2 separate regions of the Homo sapiens genome follow, and region 1 is linked to region 2. A link is a loop called in an ENCODE intact Hi-C map of the cell type or tissue named here. Cell type or tissue: sigmoid colon. All regions are shown on one strand. Each heading gives the region's core, and the rest is flanking DNA. Links, peaks and the distances in the headings are about the cores only. Region 1 has its middle 290 kb from the start of PRKD1. Region 2 has its middle 380 kb from the start of PRKD1.

What was found. A loop is a pair of places that touch in the nucleus more often than their neighbours do. Peaks named below come from ENCODE experiments on the same cell type or tissue, not always from the same donor. Only the 100,000 strongest peaks of a DNase experiment are listed, where the experiment ranks them.
Region 1: it touches region 2 in a loop (5-fold over the local background); 73 of 110 quality-filtered maps call a loop at or near these places.

What each region holds. Positions count from the first base shown.
Region 1 is chr14:30,209,675-30,218,290 of GRCh38, forward strand. No RefSeq gene overlaps it. Among named protein-coding and RNA genes, the nearest start is that of PRKD1, 290 kb to the left of the region's middle. In sigmoid colon, for the core only: a CTCF peak has its summit at 5,003 (motif pointing left); no DNase peak of the experiment used is centred there.
Region 2 is chr14:29,545,495-29,554,110 of GRCh38, forward strand. No RefSeq gene overlaps it. Among named protein-coding and RNA genes, the nearest start is that of PRKD1, 380 kb to the right of the region's middle. In sigmoid colon, for the core only: CTCF peaks have their summits at 3,538 (motif pointing right) and 3,740; no DNase peak of the experiment used is centred there.

The DNA.
Region 1 (8,616 bases), core at 248-8,247, 660 kb after region 2:
CCACTCCCATGATAACAGCTTTAATCCATCCATGAGGACAGAGCTCTCACAGGCTAATTACATCTTAACAGTTCCCTTTTTAATATTGTCACAATGGCAATTACATTTCAACATGAGTTGTGGAGGGGACATTCAAACCATAGCAATAGGTATCTTGTTACTATGTCTTAAATTTATTTGGAAAATAAGGTTTTGGGGGGAGAATGACAAAAAGGGAGTCATATTGTGGCTTCTAAAGTAAGGACAATTTGCTCAATATGCCAGGTAGAAAGAGACGGTCCATTTGTTGAAACCTGCTAGATGATAGGCCACATGCTGGGCGCTTTCCTTGGTACACCTAGGTTCTTCCTCCTAACAATCATCTGAGGTGTTGCACAGGTTGGACAGTATGCCAAGGCCAGAACACTAGTCCCCAAAGCCTGAGCCCTTTCTAGAACCTTATGCTGTCTTGTCAGTACCACATACTGATCTGTTGACATTTGAGCTGTCTGGTAGAACTAAATAGAGAGTAAAGTAACTGAATGTACAGTTTAGTCCAGTTTTCATTTGGCCCAGCTACAGATACTTGAAAATGCCAATAACGTAAGTGAACAACTTGCCTAAAACCGTATGATAGTATTATTCCTATTAATTTGACTAAGCTGTGGAAATACAAGATTCACTATCCACACATACATACACAGACACACGGAGACACACACACACACACACACCCCACCACCACCACCACCACCGCTATGATACCATATACACAAAAACACACAGAATCCTTTGATTCTCATTCTTCTCCCTAAAACAGTTCAACTTCAAGCACATTGCTAAATGCAAAACTGATTATTTGGCAACTGAAGTAGTTTAGCCTGAGTTGCTAAGAGATCTGGTGCCTTAGAGATTCTCTTCTTAATTAGGCCCACAGATCTATTAATTCTATAGATGTGGTGCCTGCAAAGAAATGATCAGGTTTTCCAGAGCTGGTATCACAAATACGAAATGATAACATACAGGTATACATCACAAAGACTAAAGACCATAAGAAGATGGGACACTGGAACCAGGAACCAGGCTGCAGGGCCGCACTTCATTCCCACTCTGTGTTGCTGTGTGCTCTCCCTGGAATAGTCCCATGAAAGCATGTATTTCCCTGAACCTCTGACAGAGCAAGAGGTGAGTCATCAAAGTGAGAAAGGCCAAACCTTAAAGGCAAGAGCAGCTATAGAGGGGTTTGGGACATTGATAGAAGAACCACGAACCAGTAGTTTCATAATGGGCTAATCAGACCTGAGACCAAGCGAAGCTGTACCTCAAACCTCAGACCAATCTAGTGGGATAATGCTTGAGAATGTGGAACTGGGATCCTGCCCTTTCTCTCTTCTCCATCACTCCATAAGATTAAAAAATAATAATAATAACAATGTGCTTTTGATCGTTTCACCTCTTTCTCAAACTATTTTCTTCATTTATGAAAGCAGGCACTAAATGTAAGTGTGGGCTTCAGGCACAATCTTTGTGCAGTAAAATTAATTTGCACTGTCAGGTTTAATCTCAGTCTGTGAGAGACTTCCTTTGCCCCTTTCCTGAGGGCATGTGCACACACACTCACACTCACACCCCTACGGGCTCATTTGAAGAGAGGCTTTTGTCATCTGTTCGAATTTGAGATTCAAAAAGGTCCCTAAGATTTACAAAGGAAACATAGAGGGCAGGAAAGACAGAACTTGGACACCCCATGCCTAGAATAAGCCATGCAGCTCTTGCATCCCTGAGCAGAAAGCTCCAACACTTGGCCTGGATCTCTGGTCTCTTATGATTGACTTTGGACTTTGATCTCTTAGTCTCTTGTCCTTGAGGAAAGCAGAAGTATTTCCACATTCTTGTGGCCCCACATAAAGGCTTAGAAGGAATTCTGAATCATTTCCTATTGAGAATTGTAACACCAACATAGCAGGGGGAACATTAGTATTTAAAATATTCTCACAACAAGATTTAAATTTTCCTTTTGGTTGGTTCCAAATTTCCATTGACTCTAACTTTAATTATAAACTGAATAAAGACAGTTTTAGAAATTTCTACCTCAGAGTGATTTTTCCATTTCTGCCCTCTTACTTATTCTGGGGAGCTTGGGGGATAGCAGTGGTGCCAATGTTGAGTGAAAATTAAGCAACCTAATGAATTATTCCTTGTTAATAATGTCTCTGGCAGGTAATAGCCATTTTTATAGACTTTTTCTAGAGACAATGCCTTATCCAAAATAAATGATTCTAATGATTGTACTATAGTAGGCCAGTAAGGGAAAAGTCTAAGGACTTTGTAGTATACTTCAAATCCTATCATATAGATGGTAACATATTGCCTATGGATAAGCCAACTGTGGGCTTATGTACACAGAAAGCAGAGAAGGGAAAAAAACCTCATTAATCTCTATGTTGAACGCTAGTTTAAAAAAATCACTAAGCATTTAAATGATTCATTCCACTGAATGCTAAGTAAGAGGAAATCAACCTACTTTTTTATGGTCTTTGCTTCTGATTTACATCACAGCCTATGCTATAAGCCTTCCAGACACCAACTGAGATTATACCTGGTGGTTGCTCATCTCCTGGGTAATATGATCAATTTGGACAGTGGTTGTTTACAACTAGCCCTTTGTGACCAGCTAAGAACGAGATGATGGACTCAGATCACTAAAATGGGCAATCAGCAGCCCCTGGGAATAAAGCAACACGGCGTCTTTGTTGGCTTTGAATGCCCGCATTGAAATAGGATGATTTCACCTGGTGCAGCACCTCCCAAAAGATAGCATCTCCACCTCCCTGCTCATGCTCAAGTGCCTGCAGATGGAATTAGACTGGAATGTGCCACCAGAGAAAGGCGTGACTACACAGAATTTACAGATTTAAATAGACATGTTGTGAGATGCAAGTAAACGGATATTATGTGATGACAAGCACTGCCCTCCTAGACCTGATGCTCTGGTTGGGAAACGTTACTTGCCCACGTGAAACAACCAGAGAATACAAGAAAACCTAAAAACAGGTGCTAAATTGTACAGCAATAGACTATACACTATAAGCGAAGGTTAGGGACAGTCTTGTTTTATAGATAGGATTTGAGGTAAGTTCTGCTCTTAAAATTGAGAGATCCCCTGGAATGAGGCAGAAGGTTGGCTGGGGCTGGACCAAATGAGGTTAATAGATGGACTCTGCTTTTCTTTACTCCATTCATTCAACAACTAAATGAAAAGCCTCTACGTGCCAGGCAGTTTGCACTGTGGTGGGTATATGATTTGGAGCAAAACACAGAAACCCAGGAAAAACAATGAGTGAAATGAGAGACATTTAGGCATATGAAGTAAAGAAATATCTGGAAAACAGCCCTTCCTTCGCCATAAGAAATTTGTATTCTGTCACTCTCTGTCCATATACACTCTCTCTATATATATAGTAGGACAAATGCTGTTTCAGTAGCATTCTTATATATGATATTTGCCCTATTTACAAACAAGAAACAAAATAAGAATAAATCAAAGTGAAATTTTCTTCCTTGGCACATTACAGGTTTTTATTCTACAGTTAGTGGAAAACTTCTTTATTTCTAAACTGTATTTACCAGATAAATAATCACATAGCACTTGAATTCAAACCTTTGATCTAAATTTCCCAGATTCCTGAGACCAAAATGTTTTCAGAAAAGAGCTTGAAATGGTATAAAATATGAAGCATTTTCTTTATAATTGTATGGTATAGTAAAAAAAGTTTAGGAATTAGAATCAAAATACTAGTTTTGAGTGCTGGAAATACCACTAATTGACTATGATCTAGGCAAATTATTAATAATTTCTAAATCTCAGTTCCTCACCTGCAAAAAAATCCAAATGGCAGGATCATTGTAAGAACCAAATAAGATATTGTGGATGAAAGTGTGTCAGGAACTATAAACCATTATACCAATAGTTATTATTATTAACATCATCTTTGTAATAAAGGAGATGTGTATTATGTTACATAGTGTTTGGGTTATTTTTGTTTTGGTTTGGTTTTGTGTTTTTTTAGATCTCTTTCATTACCCAGCACAATGCTTGGCACATAGTAGATGACAAATGTTTGTTCAATGAAAGAATGAATAAAAAGATAATGCTTCTGACCATATATATTGACAGGATGTGTGCTTTGAATTACTTTTCTAGAAGTGGTGAAGAATCTTTGTAGAGCTGGTTAAGTGGATTTTCCGTGTGCGATCCTGGGATTTTTTTTTTTGTTTGTTTTCTTCTTTTCTGTAGCATACCAACTGACTCTGACTGGAATCAAACCTATGCCCTTAGTGTCTCAGGTAGCAGTTGCTCTAACCAAGGAAGTGAATCAATCCAGACTAAAGAGAAAAGATGATAGTATATACTGAGCCTAGTCCTATAGGCTACAATGTGTGCAGGCTTCATAGGCCCACTTTCTAAATGATGAGTAAGAAAATGGGGAGGCATTATTTGCCTCTTTAAGAAAAGCACATATAATGAGCTCACACTTTCACCTTCCACCCATCAAAACAGTGAGTCAGAGAATCACAGAATGCTGCTTTCTTCCAAAGTCCCTTGTATCCAGACTTTCAGACATATCGTACCCCTCACTTCCCTAAATTTTCACCTCTATGGAATGCACACAGACATATGGGTAAATCAACAACAACCCTCAAGGAAGCTATAACCACCCAGCGTGTACATTTTGCAACTCTTTCAACTCGCTTCCCATCCTGCCCATCCCCTACACAAATCAGGTTTGAATGCCCAGGCTTGTCACCTGGTATACAAAAATGCAGTCTAACACTGTATTTATTAGCAACCCTTTTCCCTTATGTTTAATTTATTGTTACATTTTTTAAATGTACAAACAGTTATACCAGTTTTATACACAAAACCACAGGTACCGTTTTGTATCTGTCAAAATTCCAGCAGCCTGTGGAGAGAGACAGTTGAATAGATGTCCTATGCTGCCATCTAGTGCTTTTGTCAAGACACGGACTTGTTCATTTTTCTGGAAATGAGGAAACAAAGGCAGCTCAAGGCACCCAAATTCTGGAAGAGCTACTGATATGCATTATTAAACAGATGCATTTATGACACTTGGACCACATTCCCTGGAACCAAGCAACTTAACTTGTTTTCACACAATGGCAGCTTACACCCCTGCTCTTGACTGGCAAAGCTCTGGCCTACCCTGGAGGCACCTGGTTTAAATCCAAACTGACTGGGCAAGCAAAATGCCCCTCTGAGCCCCTTTCTACAGCTCCCATCTGGCCAAGGTTCTCTTGGCATGTCTCTTCCTCCAGGAGGGACAGTTTTATCTGAATGACTTGCCTATTACTTCAATTCTGATAGAAGGCACAAAGGAGTCAGATGGCTTAAAAAAATCATTATCTTTAAAATTGACTAAAACAGCAGCCATTTTCCTTATAGTGGCCAAAAGTGAAGCTTCTGAATTTGTCTTGCTCCTCAGCTCACGGGATTTGTGTCACTCGTTAGATCCCAGATCCTTTTCTGAATCCCCCCCTTTATCTTTTCTTGGATCTCAAAAGTACCTTTCTTCTCCTCAATTAATCAATCAGCACATCTCTGTGTTGCACACACGCTATGCTAAAAGCACTATATCAGACACCGGTTAGTGGGTGGATAAATCAAATGAAAATAACCTTTCCATCTGCGTCTCTGATCACTTCCTGCCTCTGGCCTCAAAGAAGCTTCACCATCCGCCTCCTTGCTACTCTTTAACCCTTTCCTCTTTCATGCTTCTTTTTCTTTTCCTTTAACTATACACAAACCTCTCTTCTAGTTAAAATAAATATAAGAACTTTACTTGAACCCTCCACACTTTCCTGCTACCAGCAAATTTCTTCCTTCCGTGGTTGTATCTTTTTGTATTTTTATCTCAATGAAATGGAGAATTCACTAACCCAATATGCTAATCTCCCAATATAGAATCAACCGCCTAACAAATTAGACGGTGTCCTTCCAACAAGACAGAGTGAGTATCTGTTAGGGCTGCAGCTCCTGAACGTGACTCCTGAAATGGAGAGGAGGTTATCATAGATGACCTCTGAGTTCCTCTGATTTCGATTCTGTCCTTTCTAAACTTTATTTTATTATAGTCTCTACTTCTGCAGCCACTCCCTACTTAACCATGCCTGTAAACTCATGACTTTCTCAAAAGGAAGTTAGCCTCTCTAGATGATCAGATTCCATTCCCCCTTCTTGAATTCATTGCTTCGTCATGACACCCTGATTACAACCCTTTCTTGAAGCACTCTCTATTCTATTCGCCAATTCTATTTATCAAATACCTCATTGTTTCCAATGGTTTTACTGATTTCTTCTCTTCCCTTATTGAGGACTATATCTAAACTTGGATTTTGTCCATATCTATGTCTGTGACTTTACAAACACATTTACTCACTCCCACTGTATCTTCACACAATGCTTCATGATGACAGTGATGGTGATCATGATAATTTGATCACATAATTCCACTTCCACAAAGGTCTTAAATCTTCCATTTCTACTGTGATTTTTCAAACTCTTTCCAAGCCCATACCATCATTTATCCGCATAGCAGAATAGTTCTTCTTGGTTGTCCCATCAACACTATAATAGTAAACTTTGGATTCATGATTCTCACCCTCAAAATGGCATACTTCCCAAGTTTGTCCATTACTATCAATGGCAACACCATGGCCAATCTTCAGCTAAGCTGAGTATCTTAGATTCGTTTTGGAGTTATCCTTCTTTAACTCCTGATATTTAATCTTTCCCCAAGACTTGCAAATTCCTTCTTCTTTATTTCATTCAAATATGCATCTTTATTTCCACTTCAGCAACCAGTTTACGATGAGGTTAAATCCTCATTGCCTTATGCCTGGGTTGCAGAGAAACTTCTAGGGCAGCTCTCCTAGCTTCCAGTTCCACTCCTGTACCAGTTCCTCTTACAAAGAAGTTTGGGTAGTCTTTCAACCAGTTTGCTGTCACGTAGCTTACCTGTTAAAAGTCATAATAGCTTCTTATTGCCTCTCAATATCACATCCATTTCTGTAGCCACACACATTCAAGGCCCTTCTCCAACTACATTTCATTTTCTTTCACTCGCTCCCTGAACGTGTCCCAAGTTCCAGTCAAATTCACTTTTCTAGCATTCTCTGCACAGGAATATTTTGCACACAACAGTCTTTCCCTCTGGAATGCTCATTCACTCCTTCCAAAAACTAGGTCTTATTAATTTCTCAAAATGCACACACACCTGATGGCAATCTAAGATGGATAACATCTGTCTTTGATCTCTCTTCTACTCTGAGATCCTCCTCAGTGGTCGCACTTTCAGGGAAATCTGGATGCTCATAAAAAGAATGTGAACAAGCCATTGTTTGATGGCCTCCATGACCCCAGTAGATAGATGGTTTCTGCTTTCTGGCCTACGTGCATGTTGTTGTGCCTTACCAGGAGAGCCACATGATGTCCAATTTATGTGGTTTGCTGCTGAGGCTGGATGCCCATGTCGTTTTCAGATTAGGAAGTTTTCTGGAATAGGATCTTCCATTATACCCTAGATGAGTGATGAAGATGAAGTAAGAGGACAATCCAAGAAGAACTTTTTGACATTGTGATTAATGCATCAATTTTGACAAAATCATTTTGATGTAGCTACTTTGACATCAAAATGGCACTTTCAATATGTAAGATCACTATTTTTCTTGTCATTACTAATTAACATGCAAAATCAATATCCTTGATCTTTACTACACTCTTAACTGTCAACATAATGTGTATTTTAAAACACTGAAAGTCAGAGGCTAAAATATTATGTCAAAACCATGTTTCCATGACAAAAAGTTCCTAGCATCAAAATGACTGTGCCAAAGCAGCCAGGTGTAAATCTCATGACAGAATTGCTTTGGGGTGAACTGGTGAGTATGGTATGAGAGGTGACAACAGAGCTCTGAGGAGAAGGCAGTAACATATCCATGGGTCTCAACTGGTAGCACAGACACCCAAGAGGAATCATGGCCAGTAGATATGGTTCTCAATGGAGAAGGTATTAGAGGTAGACTCGTAAGTCACTGGTCCCTCTAGCAAGTGGTCTTCTTTTGTTTTTTTGTGTGTGTTTGTTTGTTTTTTGAGACAGAGTCTTGCTCTGTCACCCAGGCTGGAGTGCAGTGGTGCGATCTCACCTCACTGCAACCTCCGCCTCCCAGGCTCAAGCAATTCTCATTCCTCAGCCTCCTGAGTAGCCACGGATGTTCTTTATGAGCTTAAAATGGATGGATAATTGGCCCCTGTGCAAGGGCTTAAGTTGCCTAATGCTCCTGTATCTATCACAGGCCCAAACCTGGCCATGAGTATTTATTCCTCTATCCTCCAAAGCTAAAAGCAATAATGGGAGAGAACATCCCAGCACCTTGGGAGGCCATTGTGGGCAGATCACTTGAGGTGTTTGAGGCCAGGAGTTTGAGACTGGCCTGGCCAACATAGCAAAACCCTGTCTCTAATAAAAAGTACCAAAATTAGCCAGATGTGGTGGCGCATACTTGTAGTCCCAGCTACTCAGGAGGCTGAGGCATGAGAATTGGCCAGGGGTATTCTTT
Region 2 (8,616 bases), core at 271-8,270:
TAAATAGCCACATATTTCTGTAACATTGTAAGCGGCGATGTTATTTTCTGTAAATTTCAAAAATAAAGTGTTTGTTTTGTATTATTTATAATAGCTACCTGATTTGAAGTGAGACCAGAGAAAGAAAAACAAACTTGTGTGCACTATAATTTGTTTTGAACAAGAACGTAGGATTTATTGAATGCTGTAATTTGACTTACTGCATATACAAATATCATTAGGAAACAATGAAAATTCACATACACCACTTTGTCATGTAACATTAAGGTAGCAACATGGCTAGCTGGGGAAATATAGTGCAAATTAAATGGCTTTTTCCAGCACTGCCTAACTCTTCTGGCAAGTTCTGCAGAGTAAGGGGTTCTCATTCTCTGAATCTAAACACACCGGCTCACGGACATAGGTCAAAGTTGTATCACTAGTGATCTGTTGCCAATGATTACTTACATGGGTAAATGGTTTACATTTCAAAGAAATTAGAACAGAAAAGTTTATTTCTACAGTGTCATTCTTGTTCCCAAATTGCATGTTTACTTGAGTGGAAGAGAAATGAGTAGAATCTCAAAGGAGAAGAAAACAGCATTTATTGAAAACCTGTGTAATCATTTAAATTTATATAAACATGTGTGTGTAAAGCCTGAAAGGATTTTGGAATTTTGAAAGGATAATGGGATAATGCTTTTTTGTGTTAAGCCACTGAGACTTTGGGTTTTATTTGTTACCATGGCACAGTCTATCCTATCCTGACTAATACATCTGTGTATTTATGAGTTCACTCGAGGTAATTTATCATTATTTTTATATTACATATGACAAAGCTGAGACTTGAAGAGATTTAATAACTTGTCTGGATAGAAAGCAGTCCAGCTGGGATTTAAATCCAGCTGTCATATGAACCACGATATTTTTTGAATTAAAAGTATTTCTTATATCATATGTAATGTGACTTACGTGTGAATGAAGCTACTATTTTTGCATAAAATATGCCCGGTATGTGAATAAAACTGATTCCTTTTATCCCTTTTTATCCTTATGTTTTTCAATGTATTCCCATTATGGCCATCTTCACTGCATAAGTAAAGCCTCCTTATTCTATAAGGAAAAATCCTTCCTCCCCAATACAGAGTTAAACAAGATACTAAAATTTGTTTCCAATATGTAGCAGAAGACAATCTGTCCTCTAAGAAGAACTCTCTCTCCCCATTCCAATTAAAGCCTGGGGGTAATTGGAAACAAATAAGGGGCAAAAGCCCATATATCTTGGCTACTTGATGATTCTGATGGCAATTCGGTCTTTACTGGACACCTGAACCAAAGTAATTCTTGAGAGCCTATCATTTATAATAGGTGCTATGGACCTAATGTTGTTAGCACCTGTAATTTGGATTGGTTTTCTAGTAATAGCAAGCAAACGACAATCTCTCTCCCCATATTTAACTTTTGTAGGCAAGGCTGTGTGTTTTCAAGAGTTGTGCATGGCTCCATACTACTGGTGTAACTTTTTTTTGGTTTTTTTTTTTTTTTGAGACAGAGTTTCACTCTTCGTTGCCCAGACTAGAGTGCGGTGGCGTGATCTCGGCTCACTGAAACCTCCACCTCCCGGGTTCAAGCGGTTCTCCTGCCTCAGCCTCCCAAGTAGTGGGACTACAGGCGCCTGCCACCACACCCAGCTAATTTGTGTATTTTTAGTAGAGATGGGGTTTCACCATGTTGGCCAGGCTGGTCTTGAACTCCTGACCTCTGGTGATCTGCCTGCCTCAGCCTCCCAAAGTGCTGGGATTACAGGCATGTGCCACTGTGCCCTGCCTACTGGTGTAACTTTAAGGCAAGTCCTTTCAACTGAATAACACGAGTAAATATATTTTATTTCAATCCTGTTACCAAAGCTTAAATGAGTCCAAAGTGTAAGCAGTTTTTATAATGAATAAAAAGTAAAAAAAAAAATTAAGTACAGCAGTTCATCTTACTAAATTTTAATATTGCCTGTATTGTGAGAAAAAAAATTCAGCTTAAGAATGATCTGACTGGCTGGGAGCAGTGGCTCATGTCTGTAATCCTAGCACTTTGGGATGGATCACCTGAGGTCAGGAGTTCGAGACCAGCCTGGCCAACAAGGTGAAACCCCATTTCTACCAAAAATACAAAAAATTAGCTGGGTGTGGTGGTGGGTGCCTATAATCCCAGCTACTCAGGAGGCTGAGGCAGGAGAATCTCTTGAACCCAGGAGGCAGAGGTTGCAGTGAGCCCAGCTTGCACCATTGCACTCCAGCCTAGGCAACAAGAGCGAAACTCTGCCTCAAAAAAAAAAAAAAAAAGAATGACCTGACTATGAAACTCTTATTCAAAACCCACTTTATTTCCTTAAGATACAAGGAACTATTGACTTCGAATTGTGAAAACCTCTCTATTTATACTTTAGAAAGACCAATAAAACCAAGATGATGCTCTTTGAGTAGCTTTTAAGACAAATGCTTGAATATTTTGTAGATTTTCAAATATAGAAAATATCGGGCCAGCATGATGACTCATACCTGTAATCCCAGCCATTTTGGGAGGCAGAGGTGGGAGGATCACTTGAAGTCAGAAGTTAGAGATGAGACTGGGTAACAAAACAAGACCTCAATCTCTGCAAAACATAAAAAAATAAATAAATAAAATATCCAAGCATTGTGATGCATGCCTATCATCCCAACTACTCAGAAGGGTAATGCAGGAGGATTAGTTGAGCCCAGGAGGTCAAGGCTGCCGTGGGCTATGATGGCACCACTGCACTTCAGCCTAGGCGACAGAGCGAGAAGCTCTCAAAAAAGAAAGAGAAAGGGAAAGAAACAGTGGAAGGTAGGAAGGAAGGAGACAGAAAGAAAGAGAAAGAAAATATTAAATATCTTGTGAAAAACAATCAGAAAATGGAACAAAAATATATAAAACATGCAGTAATTATTATCTTGCAAGTAGCCCAAACCTTTTAAAAATGCATCTGTCCACATTAGTTATCTGGCAATGGCCACTGTACCACTAGAAATATTTCAAAAATGCATTTCCCCTACACATTTGTTTCATATGGATTGAATCAGAAAACATGGAAACTACAGATTAACCTAAGTGTTCATTGATGCTTTAGTTTGAGTTTTGCAGAATATTCTCTTAATTTATTAACAATATGCTACATATATATGAAGCCATGAGCTTTTCTATTTAAAACCTGTAGTGAAAAAAAAAAACCTTAGTGAATTTCAAAAGGAGATTATGCCTTTTTCTTATTGTTACTGACATTTATTCAGTGTCAAAATAATGACTATAGCAATATGTGGAAAAAATACTTAAGAACGGTTCAGAAAAGGGTGTCAAGCAGATACATCAGCCCATAATAAAGCCATCAGATAGGCATTCATCTTGGCCATCATCAACTTTTTGTCACTGTTGTTCAAGTTTATTCTAATATAGTTTTGCTGGTATTGTTGTTAATTAAATACTGTATATAAGAACATGGAGCCATTTTAACAGGAACATCTTTAGGCCACAACACAGATGGAGTCATGCAAATAACTAAAATGACCACAAGGTGGCAAAGTATACAAATCTACATCATTCAGATGGGCTCTTCCAGAAGAGAAAGTGTCTTGTAGCAAGCGGGTGGGGCTGGGGAGGGAGGGGGGAGCTTTTTTATGATTGTCTGCTGGCTAGAGAATAGCAAAATTATACTAATTTCTCAAAAATTGGTAATTACCCCAAATTCCTAGTACTTGAAATGATGTATCATGTTACTATTCTAATTTATTATAAATTTTTCTGTTTTAGAGCAAAATTGAATTTCTTAAATCCCAAATATATATTTTAAAATCAAAATTATTGGGTGTCTTTCACAGCGTTTTAAATTCATTTGATATGTATACACGAGTCAATCGGAAAATGGGAGTTATTGCTCTACAAATTCAGAACCATTATGTGATTATATGATTAGTACTAGTTATCACAAAATTACAGCTATTTATATTTCAAAAATTTTTAGTTTGGAGCAGCTAGATTATAAGACTTCTTCTTAATATTGTTGTTTCCAACACTCTGTGATCTTTTATTTTCCCTATAATGTAGTTTGAGAGATCAATTAGTTTTCTTTTTTTCTTTTTTGAGATGGAGTCTTGCTCTGTCACCCAGGCTGGAGTGAAGTGGCATGATTTCAGCTCACTGCAACCTCTGCCTCCCGGGTTCATGCCATTCTCCTGCCTCAGCCTCCCAAGTAGCTGGGACTACAGGCGTGCACCACCATGCCCAGCTAATTTTTTTTTTTGTATTTTTAGTAGAGACAGGGTTTCACCATGTTGGTCAGGCTGGTCTAGAACTCCTGACCTCAAATGATCCACCCGCTTTGGCCTCCCAAAGTGCTGGGATTACAGGTGTGAGCCACTGTGCCTGGCCAGTTTTCAATCTAATATTTAATAATCTACATCTGAAGGCCTGACCTCTTGAGTCCTAGATAAGAAAATCTAAAATATCCATTTGGATGTGCCATACATAATTTATAATTAATATATTCAAAACTGAGCTCATTGTTTTTCTCCCAAAAGACCTCCTCCTTTCATCCGATTTCCCTCCTGTTAACCCAAGGCTGAAACCTGGGACTGCTTAGTATCTATTCTCTTGTTTCTCTGCACCCTTCATCATCTGGATCCTACCCACTTCTTTGGTCTCTACTTCTCCATTCCCTTTCCCCAAACTTAACCATATTCTCCCACCCTTCTTTGGCTTGGCCTATGCTACTTTTTGTTATCCGGCTACTACTCCTGGGGTTGTAAATTGACATACTTTCTGGAAGCTTTTGGCATAATGTATTAAATACCTTAGAAAATTCATATTCCTGTATTTGTCAACTCCATTTCTAAAAATGAAGTCGTGAAAAAGTTGATCTAACATTTTGTAAATATTATTTATAATAGAAAAAAACAGAAAACTTAAAACTCTAAGAATGTTTTGCAGTGGCCAGGCATGGTGGCTCATGCCTGTAATCCTAGCACTTTGGGAGGCCAAGGCGGGCCGATCACTTGAGATTGGGAGCTTGAGACTAGCCTCACCAACATGGTGAAACCCTGTCTCTACTAAAAATACAAAAAATTACCCAGGTGTGGCGGCGCATGCCTGTAATCCCAGCTACTTGGGAGGCCGAGGCAGGAGAATCACTTGGACCCAGGAGGCGGAGAGTGTAGTGAGCCGAGATTCCACCACAGCACTCCAGCCTGAGCAACAGAGCCAGGTGACACTGTCTCAAAAAAAGAGAGAGAGAGAGAGAAGTTTTCGCAGCTATGTAAATGGCATTTTCAAATAAATACTTTCATGGAAAATGTTTGTGATGTAATATTAAGTAAAAAGCAATGTTAGAATAAAACTGTTAAATGTGATCTGCTTTATCCCCCCAACAAAGAAAGCTCAGTCAACCTTCACACCTAGACCTAACCCAATAGCATAATTGCACTTGGCACATGGTATTATAATTATCTTCATTTTTATTTAATGTTTCTCACACCATTCTTCCTAAACAGATAGTCTATGGATCACTTTATCAGAGCAATATGTTGTTGTTTTTATATATTCAAATTCTGAACTTACAGAATTCAGCCAGACCCATAAAATTGTCAGGAACTTTGCTATGCCTTTTTCTAGCTTTATTAGGTGATCTTGGTGATTTCATTTATACCCACTGATGTAGCATAGCTATTTCACAGAATGTTAGGGTTAAATTAGTTACCTGTGTGAAGCAGCTAGCACACTGAGGAGCACATTATATAATTAATCTTGCTCCACTTTCACCCTGACTTCTCTACGTCTCACTCCACCATCCCACCCTTCCTCTCACTCCCCCACACTTCACTACACTATTTACTGCCCCCCTGTTATCTCCATTGTGACTGACTGTCCTTTATTCCCGGAGTGATGGGTCTAAGAGCACTTGTGGGGCCAAAGGAAAACGTTATACAACAAAAGCTGGGTAGAAACTAGAGCACAAGATACACTATGTCTCAGTAAGTGAATGTAACTGGAATGAGGAGAAGGTATTCTGCTAGTGGCCAAGGACGCTGGGGTAAAGCAGAAGTCCCACCTTGACTGCCTCTGTCTCAAGACAACAGGAGAAGTAGCCACGCCGGGAACACTGACAAAATGCAGCCTCCTAGTCTCCATGAGGGAGACTACACAGAGTCCCAGAGACTCCAGGAGGTCTCCTTTAGGGGGCCTCCACAGAGACAGACCCCAGGAGGCTCCTAAAAAGCAAGTCTGACTTTTGAGGAGGTAACGTGAGAAACCTTCTGAGATTTCATAAACGGATTGAAAGGAGCCTGAATCCAAACCAGCTCGTTGGCATTGTCACTTTCTCACTGTACGTTATTTATTCTCTCTACTCAGTTTTCCCATCTATAAAATGGACATGAAAATGATAGAGCTGTTATGAATATTGCAACACTTAATGCATGTAGGGTGCTGACAGTGGCTGGCACATAGTAAGAGTTAAATAAAAGCATGCACACATTATTGATGGGTGGATGTCAGGACTGGGGGTCCCGTGATTTTGCCTGTGGCTATTAAACCATGGACACTCCATGTTGGTTATTGTTTCGATCATATCCTTTGGTTAATTCCCCATGCTCATGTAGTCTCAGGAAAATGATGAAGCAAATTATTAAACCAAGTTAAAATCACTCACCTTTGGTCTAAATAGGACACTCCCTAGAGAACTGGTCCATAATTCAATAGAGCAAATCTGTTACATTTCAGTAACAGAATTATTAAAGCACAATGATCTCCTCAGAGAAAAGGTCTTGAAAAGATTAATCTTCAACTGAATGTTCTAAACAAAAGCAAGATTTAATGTTCCAGCTTTTGTTCTTGAAATAGAAACTATGATATACTTTTTCCAAATGAATATTAATGGATATAATTAAAAGCACATTATGATCGTCTACTGATTTACTCTGAGAGTGGCTGAGAATTCTTTAGACCAAAACTTAACTTACATATGTAGGCATTGAAAGACTTCAAGTTGCTTGTGTGAATTATGTTATAATATAAAAGGCAATCAATTTTAGTTTAATTAGCCAACACTGTGAAATTACTGATATTCTGATATATCTGTGATATTGTAAGTCAAGATTTAAGAACTTAATGTTCTCTTATCCCCTCTTAATCTCATCAAAATGGGAACTTCTGCCAGTATAGGAAATAATATTAACCTATAGAAATTTGTGTTGAAATGAGCAATTCTCCAAATGAATTCAGGTGAGTTTTAATTACTTAACTATGGACTTTCTCATTTAATTTTAAAATATATGCATTATATTTTATAATTAAAACTAAACTTATTTGTGATTATTTTATTCAAAAGGTTTCAACTCTAATTGATTTTACCTGTGATGAAAGTTTTTGCGGCCAGACACAGTGGCCCATACCTGTAATCATAACACTTTGGGAGGCCAAGGCAGGCAGACTGCCTGAGCTCAGGAGTTCGAGATCAGCCTGGCCAACTTGGCAAAACCCCAACTGTACAAAATATACAAAAATTAGTCGGGTGTAATGGCATGAACCTGTAGTTTCAGCTACTTGGGAGACTGAAGCAGGAAGATCTCTTAAACCCAGGAGGTCAAGGCTGCAGTAAGCCAGGATCACGCCACGGCATTCCAGCCTGGGTGACAGATTGAGATCTTGTCTCAAAAAAGAAAAAATATTTGCTAAAAAGTATCCCTAAGGAAAAAAAAAAAAGAAAAAAAAGAGATTGCTTTCAAATTTGTAGGACACCGTTCTCATTTCACTATTATAATTCACTTAGTAGATTGTTAGCTTTGTTAAAATTATTATATATACTGAAATATAACCAGATTTTTAAAAATTATTTTCTACTTACCCTAATTCCACCAATTTAGTAAAACTTCACTAGAAAAGTTCATTTTTCCAACTCAGTTTATTATCCATTTTCTGAGCTGTAGTGGTTTGATTTGTGTTTCTCAAAAAAGATGTATCCACAGCCTAACCACTTGAATCTGTGAATGTGACCTTATTTAGCAAAATGATCTTTGCAGATGTAATTTAGTTAAAGGTCACAAGATAAGGCCATTCTGGCAGGGTGGGCCCTGTGTTTAACGGCACATGTCCTTATGAGAGACAAACAGAAGAGAGACAGATAAGAAGGCCATGTAAAGACTGAAACAGAGATTCTAGTTATTCTGCCGTAAGCCAAGGAGCTCTCGGAGCCACCAGAAGACGGAGGAAGGAAGAAAGGAATAATTCTATGCTGGAGCTGTCAGAGAAAGCACAGCCCTGCTCACATTTTTATTTTGGACTTCTGGCCTGAAGCAACTGTGAGAGAATATGCTTTTTTTTTTTTTTTTTTTTTTTTTTTTTTTGAGACAGAGTTTCACTCTTGTTGGCCAGGCTGGAGTGCAATGGCGTGATCTCGGCTCACCGCAACCTCCACCTCCAGGTTCAAGAGATTCTCCTGCCTCAGCCTCCCAAGTAGCTGAGATTACAGGCATGCATCACCACACCTGGCTAATTTTGTATTTTTAGTAGAGACAGGGTTTCTCCATGTTGGTCAGGCTGGTCTCGAACTCCCAACCTCAGGTGATTCGCCCATCT